Linked DNA regions of Homo sapiens: region 1 is linked to region 2. A link is a loop called in an ENCODE intact Hi-C map of the cell type or tissue named here. Cell type or tissue: A673. All regions are shown on one strand.

What was found. Hi-C counts contacts between places; a loop is a spot of excess contacts. Peaks named below come from ENCODE experiments on the same cell type or tissue, not always from the same donor. Only the 100,000 strongest peaks of a DNase experiment are listed, where the experiment ranks them.
Region 1: a loop joins it to region 2, with 5 times the contacts of the local background. A loop is called at or near these places in 2 of 110 quality-filtered maps.

The regions. Positions count from the first base shown.
Region 1 is chr11:34,042,049-34,047,048 of GRCh38, forward strand. LOC101929918 (a long non-coding RNA gene) reads right to left here. Exons shown (of 3, transcript XR_931177.3): 3 at 2,539-3,327. Among named protein-coding and RNA genes, the nearest start is that of CAPRIN1, 7.2 kb to the right of the region's middle. In A673, no CTCF peak of the experiment used is centred here; DNase peaks (open chromatin) are centred at 2,023, 3,053 and 4,263; H3K4me3 peaks cover 1,209 bases; H3K27ac peaks cover 4,631 bases.
Region 2 is chr11:33,928,245-33,933,244 of GRCh38, forward strand. No RefSeq gene overlaps it. Among named protein-coding and RNA genes, the nearest start is that of LMO2, 39 kb to the left of the region's middle. RefSeq lists a cis regulatory region at 4,641-4,790. In A673, no CTCF peak of the experiment used is centred here; a DNase peak (open chromatin) is centred at 2,437; H3K4me3 peaks cover 1,233 bases; H3K27ac peaks cover 2,747 bases.

The sequences.
Region 1 (5,000 bases), 110 kb after region 2:
CAAAAAAACAAAAACAACAAACAAACAAACAAACATGGCTAATAACAAGTGTTTGATGAGGATGTAAAGAAATTGAAACCTCATACAAAGCTGAATATGGTGCAGCCACTTTGGAGAACACTTAGGCAGTTGCTCAAAATATTACATGTAGGCCAGGCACAGTGGCTCATGCCTGTAATCCCAGCACTTTGGGAGGCTGAAGAGGGCGGATCACGAGGTCAGGAGATTGAGGCCAGTGTGGTCAACATGATGAAACCCCATCTCTACTAAAAATACAAAAAAAATTAGCCGGGCGTTGTGGTGCGCACCTACAGGCCCAGCTACTTTGGAGCTTGAGGCAGGAGAATCGCTTGAACTCGGGAGGTGGAGGCTGCAGTGAACCGAGATCACACCACTGCACTCCAGCCTGGGCAACAGAGCGAGACTCCATCCCAAAACAAAAACAAAAACAAAAACATTACACATAAAGTTACCATATAACCTAGCAATCTACTGTAGGTGTATACCTAGTGAATTGAAAACATGTGTTCATACAAAAAACTTGTACATGAATGTTGCATTAGTCTGTTCTCTCATTGCTATAGAGAACTACCTGAGGCCAGGTGCAGTGGCTTACACCTGTAACCCCAACACTTTGGGAGGCCAAGGCAGGTGGATCATGAGGTCAAGAGATCAAGACCATCCTGGCCAACATGGTGAAACCCCGTGTCTACTAAAAATACAAAAAAAAATCAGCCAGGCATGGTGGCGCGTGCCTGTAGTCCCAGCTACTTGGGAGGCTGAGGCAGGAGAATCACTTGAACCCAGGAGGCAGAGGTTGCAGTGAGCCGAGATCGCGTCACTGCATTACAGGCTGGTGATAGAGTGAGACTCCGTTGAAAAAAAAAAAACTACCTGAGACTGGGTAATTTATAAAGAAAAGAGGTTTAATTGGCTTACTGTTCCACAGGCTGGGGGAGGCCTCAGGAAACTTATCATCATGGCAGACGGCAAAGGGGAAGCAGGCACAATCTTCACATGGTGCAGCAGGAGAGACAGAGTGAGGGTGGAAGTGCTACACACTTTTAAACAACCAGATCTCGTGAAACTCACTATCACAGCAACAGCAAGAGGGAAGTCTGCCCTTATGATCCAATCACCTCCCACCCACTAGGCCCCTTCTCCAACATTGGGGATCACAATTTGACATGAGATTTGGGTGGGGACACAAATCCAAACCATATCAAATATTCACAACAGCATTATTCACAACAACCAAGAAGTGGAAGACACCCCAAGTGTCTATCAATGGATGAATAGACAAACAAACTCTAGTATACCTATTCAATGGAATATTATTCAGCCATAAAAAGGAATGAAATTCATGCCAAAACAAGGATGTATCTTAAAAATACTATGATAAGTGAAATAAGCCAGGCACAAAAGGCCATATATTGTAGGGTTCCAGCTATCTAAAATGTCCAGAATAGGCAATTTCATAGAGAAAGTAGATTAGCAGTAGCCAGGGGCTAGGAGGAGGGGTAAATGGGGAATGACTGCTAATGAGGTACATGTTACTTCCTGGGGTGATAAAAATGTCCTAAAATTAGGTAATGGCAATGGTTGCATTACTCTCAAATATCAAATATACTAAAAACCAGTTAATTGTACACTTTAAATGGGTTAATTTTATGATAGGTAAATTAGAGCCCAATAAAAGTTATACAACACACTGAGCTGTTGTTTTAGTTTTGCATAATTTACTTATCTAAATTATTTGCAATAAACTTGTATTACTCTTGCAATTTTTTAAAAATGAAGGTTTAAAAATATTTAATTATAATTTATACTTTTTTTCTGTGAAAAGGCTGCATAAACGCATTCCTTGTCACACCATCATTTCTTTTTCTCACATCAAATCAGCCCTAGCTATCCTAAAGAACTGTCTTCTTTCCGCTTTAGGTGGATGTTAGCACAGCATTCACGAGGAGAAACACCACCAGCTCTAGCTCCAAAGAACGCCAAGGAATATGATCTTGCAATACTATAGGGCTGCCAGATCTGCATTTGGTTTAGACAAGGAGGGCCCAGAGAAAAGGTTGCTGCCTTCTTTCATTGTCCTCTGTAGGCAAAGTCTAAATGGGGTATGACTAGGATGTCCAATATCTCCTTCTATTTTTTCTCTTCTGCCCTCTTTTTGGTTTTTTTTTTTTGGGAGACGAAGTCTCACTCTTGTCCCCCAGGCTGGAGTGTGATGGCGTGATCTTGGCTTACTGCAACCTTGGCCTCCCGGGTTCAAACCGTTCTCCTGCCTCAGCCTCCCGAGTAGCTGGGATTACAGGCGCCTGCCACCACGCCTGGCTAATTTTTGTATTTTTGGTAGAGACAGGGTTTCATCATATTGGCCAGGCTGGTCTCAAACTCCTGACCTCAGGTGATCCACCTGCCTCGGCCTCCCAAAGTGCTGGGATTACAGGCATGAGCCACTGAGCCCAGCCATCTTCTGGTCTCTTTAAGAGGAAAATGCAAAACAAAAAGTAGCAGCAGAAAACATACATATTACAGTACACTACTGTCATTTTTTATTACTTTTTTTTTTTTTTTTGAGATGGAGTCTTTGTTGCCCAGGCTGGAGTGCAGTGGCGCGATCTCGGCTCACTGCAACCTCCCCCTCCTGGGTTCAAGCGACTCCTCTGCCTCAGCCTCCTGACTAGTTAGGATTACAGGCATTAGCCACCACGCCTGGCTAGTTTTCGTATTTCTAGTAGAGACGTGGTTTCTCCATGTTGGTCTTCAAACCCCTGACCTCAGATATCTGCCCGCCTCGGCCTCCCAAAGCGCTAGGATCACAGGCGTGAGCCACCTCACTTGGCCGCCTTTGATTACTTTTTAAAATTTCTTCTTAGTTTTTTCCTTGTTCCAATATTTTCCCTAGATCGGCTGTACCAGCATCGAAACAGGGCTTGTTAGAAACTCAAATTACCAGCCGGCCCTCAGAGTCTCCATTAGTCATTCAGCGGGCGGGGCCCAGCCAGCAGCGCTTTAGCAAGCCCTCCAGGCCGTTCTGACTCTTCCCCGAGAAAAGGCTTCAGCTTTTCAAGTATAACGTACTATACAAGAGCTGAAACTACAGACTTGCTGAGTCACCCTTCCTTTCTCTTGGTCACCCGAACCTTCCATTCACCATTCTGCCTGGATTCCATTCTGCCTGGATTCTTCTCTCGGCATATTTCTCTCGATATTTTCTCTTCCATCTTGGAATCTGCTTCTTCCTGAATCAGCACCTCGAGTTTGCCGTCCTTTTCCATCTATCAACATGCCCTACTTAAGACACTGTCACAGCACTACCTGGGAGGAAAGATAGGAAGATACCATGAAAAGAAGATGTTTTTGAACATTTTTGGCACTTATTTTTGTGAAAATGAGTAGCATGTACACTCTACGTCTATAGAGCAGAGATTCACAAGCTTGAATGTGCAAAGGGGAGTTTCGTTTTTTAAATGGATGTTCCTAGGTTTCAGATTCTGGGATGTAGAGGCAATGTCTGGGGGGGAGTCTAGGAATTTTCATTTTGACAAGTACCCCAGGTCATTTGGAAATTGGTGGTCCTTGCCTACTTTGGGAAGCACTGCATCAAAGACGAGAATTGGGGTGTGGGGGGTAGGGCTCTCTCCTTTGCAAATTCTACATCCACTGAAAATCTATGCAAGAAAAAAACAAACACAGGACCTACATCTTCTCATGACATTTTTCACATCTCTAGTGATTTGGTGCTTAGGAGACCTTTAAATCAAGTTCTCAGGCTCTCAAGATAAACAAGTTATCAACACACAAAGAGTAAACCATTAATATAGGGGGAGTTGTGCTGTTAGGTGTGAAAATTATTCTTGAAATAATACTATCCTGACCAGCTATAGGAACAATCTTGAATAAGCTGATTACTTCTATACTTATATTCCCCTAGTATGTATTAACTGAGATACATAAAGTTTTATTCCTTCCAAAATTCATGGAGCAGTTAGTTGTTACCTTGAAGGAAGTTATTTTTCTCAAATTATTGTTCACAGTGGTTGTATGTATTAGTAGGGGAATTGATACACAGAATACTTTATTGCCTGAAATGACCATGATTATTCATATTGCCAAGATGCAAGATCACCCTACGAACAGATCAGCTTGCATCTTGGCAACATGCATAATGCAGTTAGTTCTCTTTTTTTTCTTTTCCTTCCTTCCTTCCTTCCTTCCTTCCTTCCTTCCTTCCTTCCTTCCTGTCTCTCTCCCCCCTCCACGCTCCCCCCTTTTTCTCTTTCTTTCTTTCTCTTTCTCTCTCTCTCTCTCCCCCACCCGCGCCCCACCCCCCTTCTTTCTTTCTTCCTTTTTTTTTTTTTTTTTTTTGAGACAGAGTCTTGCTCTGTTGCCCAGGCTGGAGTGCAGTGCCGTGATCTCAGCTCACTGCAACCTCCGCTTCCTGGGTTCAAGTGATTCTCCTGCCTCAGCCTCCTGAGTAGCTAGGATTACAGGCATGCACCACCATACCCGCCTAATTTTTACATTTTTTTTAGTAGAGACGGGGTTTCGCCACGTTAGCCAGACTGGTCTCAAACTCCTGACCTCAGGTGATCCACCCACCTTAGCCTCCCAAAGTGCTGGGATTACAGGCGTGAGCCACCTCAATAAGGCATTTCTAAAGGCATTTTTAATTTGGGGCGCCAGTGTCATCAGAGTAGCTTTACTTGTAAAGTGCTAGAACAAGTGACTACTTTTTTGTTTTGTTTTTTGAGATAGAGTCTTGCCCTGTCACCCAGGCTGGAGTGCAGTGGCGCAATCTTGGTTCACTGCAACCTCTGCCTCCCAGGTTCAAGTGATTCTCCTTCCTCAGCCTCCTGAGTAGCTGGGATTACAGGCACCCGCCACCATGCCCGGCTAATTTTTGTATTTTTAGTAGAAACAGGGTTTCACCATGTTGGCCAGGCTGGTCTCGAACTCCTGACCTTGGGTGATCCGTCTGCCTTGGCCTC
Region 2 (5,000 bases):
CAAGAATTTTCAGCATATCATTGCCAATAATGGTGAAAAATTGGAACCCACAGAAGATTGGCTAAATAATAATACCTTATATGATTGAATACAATGTAGCTATTAAATATGATGTTGTAGGATATTTAATTACATAGAAAGATGCGGATGATATGTTGCTTAGAGAGAACAGCAAGGAACTGCACATAGGGTAATGGGCTTTTTTGATTCTCCCACATTGCCTAGCACAGCTGTAAGTGCAGCATGAGGGTTCTATAATTCCTTATTGGTCAATACCAGAACTTCAGGAAGGTGGACGTTTAGGCAATCTCCTCTTCCATTGAAGTATCATTTTTCTGACTTCAACCATGTGGTTCTTCAATCTTTATCACATTCTAAATCCAATCATTAATAAACATATGAAGTGTTCATCCTCATTAATAGTCAAGGACAAGCAAATCAAAACAACTCTGAGATACCACTACACACCCACCTAAATGGCTAAAATTTAAAAGACTGACAATACCAAGTGTTGGTTAGGAAGTGGAGCAATGGCAACTCACATACACCCTTTTGAAATTAGTTTTGCTGAAGCTGTAAAAATTGAGTGTTTATACATTGTGTATATGACCCACAAGCCCACTTTTAGTTGACGCTCGACAGAAATGTGTGTGCGTGTACTCTAAAATACACACACAGGAATATTTATGGCAGCATTATTTAGAACAGCCACGGGCCAGGTGTGGTAGCTCACACCTATAATCCCAGCACTTTGGGAGACCAAGGCAGAAGGATTGCTTGAGGCCAGGAGATTGAGACCAGCCTGGGCAACATAGTGAGACCTGATCTCTACAAAACACAAAAAATTAGCTAGGTATGGTGGCATACACCTGTAGTGGTAGGTACTTGGGAGGCTGAGGTGGGAGGATCCCTTGAGCCCAAGAGTTGGAGGCTGCAGTGAGCTATAATTTTGCCACTGCATTATGGCCACAGAGCGAGACTCTTTCTCTTAAAAACAAAACAAAACAAAACAAAAAAACAGAACAGCCACAAACTGGAAACAATCCATATGTCCATTTATAATAAAATCGTTAATGTCCATTTGTAATAAAATTGATAACTTGTGTTATACGCATACAGAGAATTCTCTGTCATAATGAAAATGAATGAAGTATAGCTATAAGCAACAAAACAAAGTGGAACAAAATAAGCCAAATATTAAAATATATACCCTCTCATAAACTGTATTATATACTTTCATTTATATAAAGTTTAAACACCTAAAACTAAACTATAGTATTAAAAGTCAGGATAGCAGTTACTTTGGGGAGGAGAGAGGAAGCAGTGATTAGGTGGAACTCTTGAAGTGCTGGAGGTTCTGGGGTGCTGGTAATAACCTATTCTTGATCTGGATGGTAGTCGCATGGTGTTTGCTTTATGAAAACTCATGAGGCCGGGCACGGTGGCTCACGCCTGTAATCCCAACACTTTGAGAGGCCGAGGTGGGCGGATCACTTGAGATCAGGAGTTCGAGACTAGCCTGGCCAGCATGGTGAAACCCCATCTCTACTAAAAATACAAAAATTGGCCAGACAAGGTGGCAGGCGCCTGTAGTCCCAGCTGTGCAGGAGGCTAAGGCATGAAAATCATTTGAACCCCCGAGGCAGAGGTACAGTGAGCCGAGATCATGCCACTGCACTCCAGCCTGCAACAGAGACCTCTCAAAAAAAAAGAAAGAAAAAAGAAAGAAAATTCATGAGCTATACACTTAATAAGCTGTGTACTTTCTAGGTATGTTGTATACTTTACAATACAATGTTTTCATATAATAAATTTAAAATGGATCATATAATACATTTAAAATGGATCATATAATAAGACATGGCTTTACAGCACTTTCTAGGAGTTAATGCCTAACAAACTGGGATTCACTGTCTCTTAGGATTCCTCAAGGGACAAGAGAGCATCCCTCTGAGTGTTGCCTGACTCCCCAGGCACCTTGGGTGCCACATAAACAACAAGCACAGCCCAGCTCCTGACGATAGAGCCCAATCTGGCAGCAAATTGAGACCAGCAGAAACCCCAGTTGGGGGATTTCTGTGAGGAGCCCAAACAAGGAAAGAGACCCACCCCATAGGCACTGGTGGCTCATGGAAGCCTGTCCCTCTGCCTGTGTTGGAGATAGGAGAGCATTTAGACTTGAATAAAGCCCCTACCAGCCCCCACTGAAGGAGCTGTTTGTTTCCAAAGGCCTGGTGGAACAACTAACTGTAAGCTAGGGAGAGGAAATTACACAATGGATGTTGAAATGTGGGCTTGTTGAAAAGTTGTCACTCGAGTAATGAATGCCCTATTTCCTGTTTTTTTGCCGAAAGTTAAATGCTGGGCATAATTAGCTAGTAAAAAAGCAAGCTTGGCAGCAGAACAAAAATAGCACATTTTGGGAGCCCAGGCCAATTAAAATTGTTTATGCAGCCATTTAGCAATATTTTTCTCCAAACTATTATGACCGGGAAATATGCAGCATGAGACTGTAAGGCAAGTTCCTCAGAAGAAAAATGGCCCACACACTGATCCTTTAAACAGCCTGCTGTTCTCAGGGGATTTTATAATAAGAATGAACACTTCCATCCTCCTGAACTCCCTGGGCCTCCTTGGGATCTTGAGAACAGCATCAGTCACACTCTGTAGCAGGCAGCTGTTGACGAGGCGCTGCAACCTGCTAATGTTAAGATTAGCCAAGTTCCCTATGTGTTAGCGGGGCCAACGATTATGGATTTAGCTGCCTAATGCAGTCATTTAAATCATCTGGCTGATGCCATAATCGGACTGAGTATATGAAATATTTTTGTTAATAACTGGACACTCTGACTGGTCTTAGGATTCCTTCCTTGCTAGAACTCAGCAAAATTGCCCTTGGCAAGGTTTGTCTCGATTCCAGCTCTTCTCATTGCTGTCTCTCCCACTCCCTGTGACCCTGACAATCTTCCACCTTAAGTACTCAGATTACATCTTTCTTTCCCTCTCCAGCCTTCCTGTCAAAACCTGCTTTCAGATTCTTCATTTACAGTAGGGTAGAATAGAATAGTCTGATGACAGCTTTCAATGCTAGCAATCACAGCTTCTAGCTAAGACATGAAGCTGTGATTATGAAATTCCAGGCATTACCCCACTGGATCAAGGAATGGTGTGGGCAGTTTGGAGGCAGGGATCTTCTCAGCCTCCCCCCCACCAAATTAGCCCAAGATAAAAAGCCTATTTTACTTAAGTTACCAAGATAACCCACTTGGTTGAACCCCTTTATTGGCTGATAGGAGAGAGAAGATTTCTAGAGATTTTCACTCAATGCCCCAGAAGCTACTGCACATTTTGTCTGAGCTTGGCCACCTCCTCTGCCAGAGTTGTGGATGGCAGCTCACAGGCGCTTGCCAGCCCAGAGGCATTGAGGGGAGCACCTGGGAGGCTATTAAAGCCTTTTATCCTTGCTGGATTGGACAGAATTATTCAAACAGCAGAGGAGCCATCTCCTTCCTTCCTGTTCACCCTCTGTTCTTTTTTATAATGAGTTATTCATTTGTTCATTACTTCATATGTAGGTAGTACTTATAAATATACGATTGTTAGAGGCAAAATGCTTGTTCCTCGGTGCCACAAAGAAATAGCACTCGAACATAAATTTAATTTTCTCAGCAAGGCAATTTTTACTTCTATAGAAGGGTGCGACTCACGGATGGAGTAATGGCAAAAGCACACCTGAACAAGGGAGGGGAAGGGGTTCTTATTTCTGATGCAGGTAGCCCCTACAGCTGTGTTGCTCCCCTATTGGCTAGGGTTGGACCGCATAGTCTAAGCTAATTCCGATTGACTATTTTAAAGAGAGCAGGCGTATGAGCCAGAGTGGTGGGGTGAGCAGTTTGGCGGGAAAGACAGTTACGGAACAGGTAACTAAAGGTGACTTAGGTCAGAGCAGGTGACCAGGAGTGACTCAGGTTAAAGCAGGTGACCGGGATGAGTCAGGACGGAGCAGGTGACCAGGGGAACAGATGTGAACTACTGATTAAAACTGGTGGAAAAGGTTGTTTACTGAAACTATGAGGAAGTTAAACTTTAAAATGGAGGACAAAGAACTGAACATACTGACATACTGATTCTTCGAAGAGAAATCTAGAACTCACTGTATCCAACACGGATGAATCAAAAACAATTTAACTTGACATTAATGGATCTCTTGGGCTTGACCCCAGCCTCCCCGTCTCACCTTTTCTCTGACTACTCATTTTCCTGAGTTTGCCAAGAACCGCTGGCCTCAGAGGCACATGCTGTACTTTTCTACTTTCGTGCTTTGTTCGGGCTCTATCTCCTGCCTATGCTCCTTTTTCTCCACATATGCAAATCTCTCCCATCACATAAGGCCAACCTGAATCCCACTTCTTACCATCTCTGACCACTTCCGGCCACAGTGATCTCCTGTTCATCTGAACGCCTATAGCATTTATTCCCTCATCGTGTGCGTGGCCTTTAGTCAAGAATGGCTTTTGACATGTCCTGCATTGCTATGGAATGTTTTTGGCAGGGGGAGAGGGTGGCATAGGGTCAGACTCCCTCCCTCCCTCCAGCCTATGGGCATTTGAGTCAGGAAGGGACCCTGGTCCACAGTTCCAGGTCAGAACTAAATGAAGTTCCTGGCAATAGTCCCACCCGCTGGGTCCCCACAGGAATTTCCTGTTAACACCCCCGCCCTCTGCCCTCCATTTCCTCTCCTCCAGGCCCCACCTCTGTCATGAGTTGCCCTGATAGCACCTCCATTCTCTCTCCCCTCCACTTCAATAAGCAGTACAAGGCTTAAGATAAGAAAACCTTATGGGGTCAGCTCCGCAGCCCCAAAAGTGCCACCATGTTGATTTTATTTTGTTTCTACAGGTAGATGTGGTTGCAGTGGCTGTAGTAACCCTTTGCAAAAACCAGTGATTTTGAAAGGTTATCAACCCTCTGTTATTCATTCAGCAAATATTTTCTCAGCA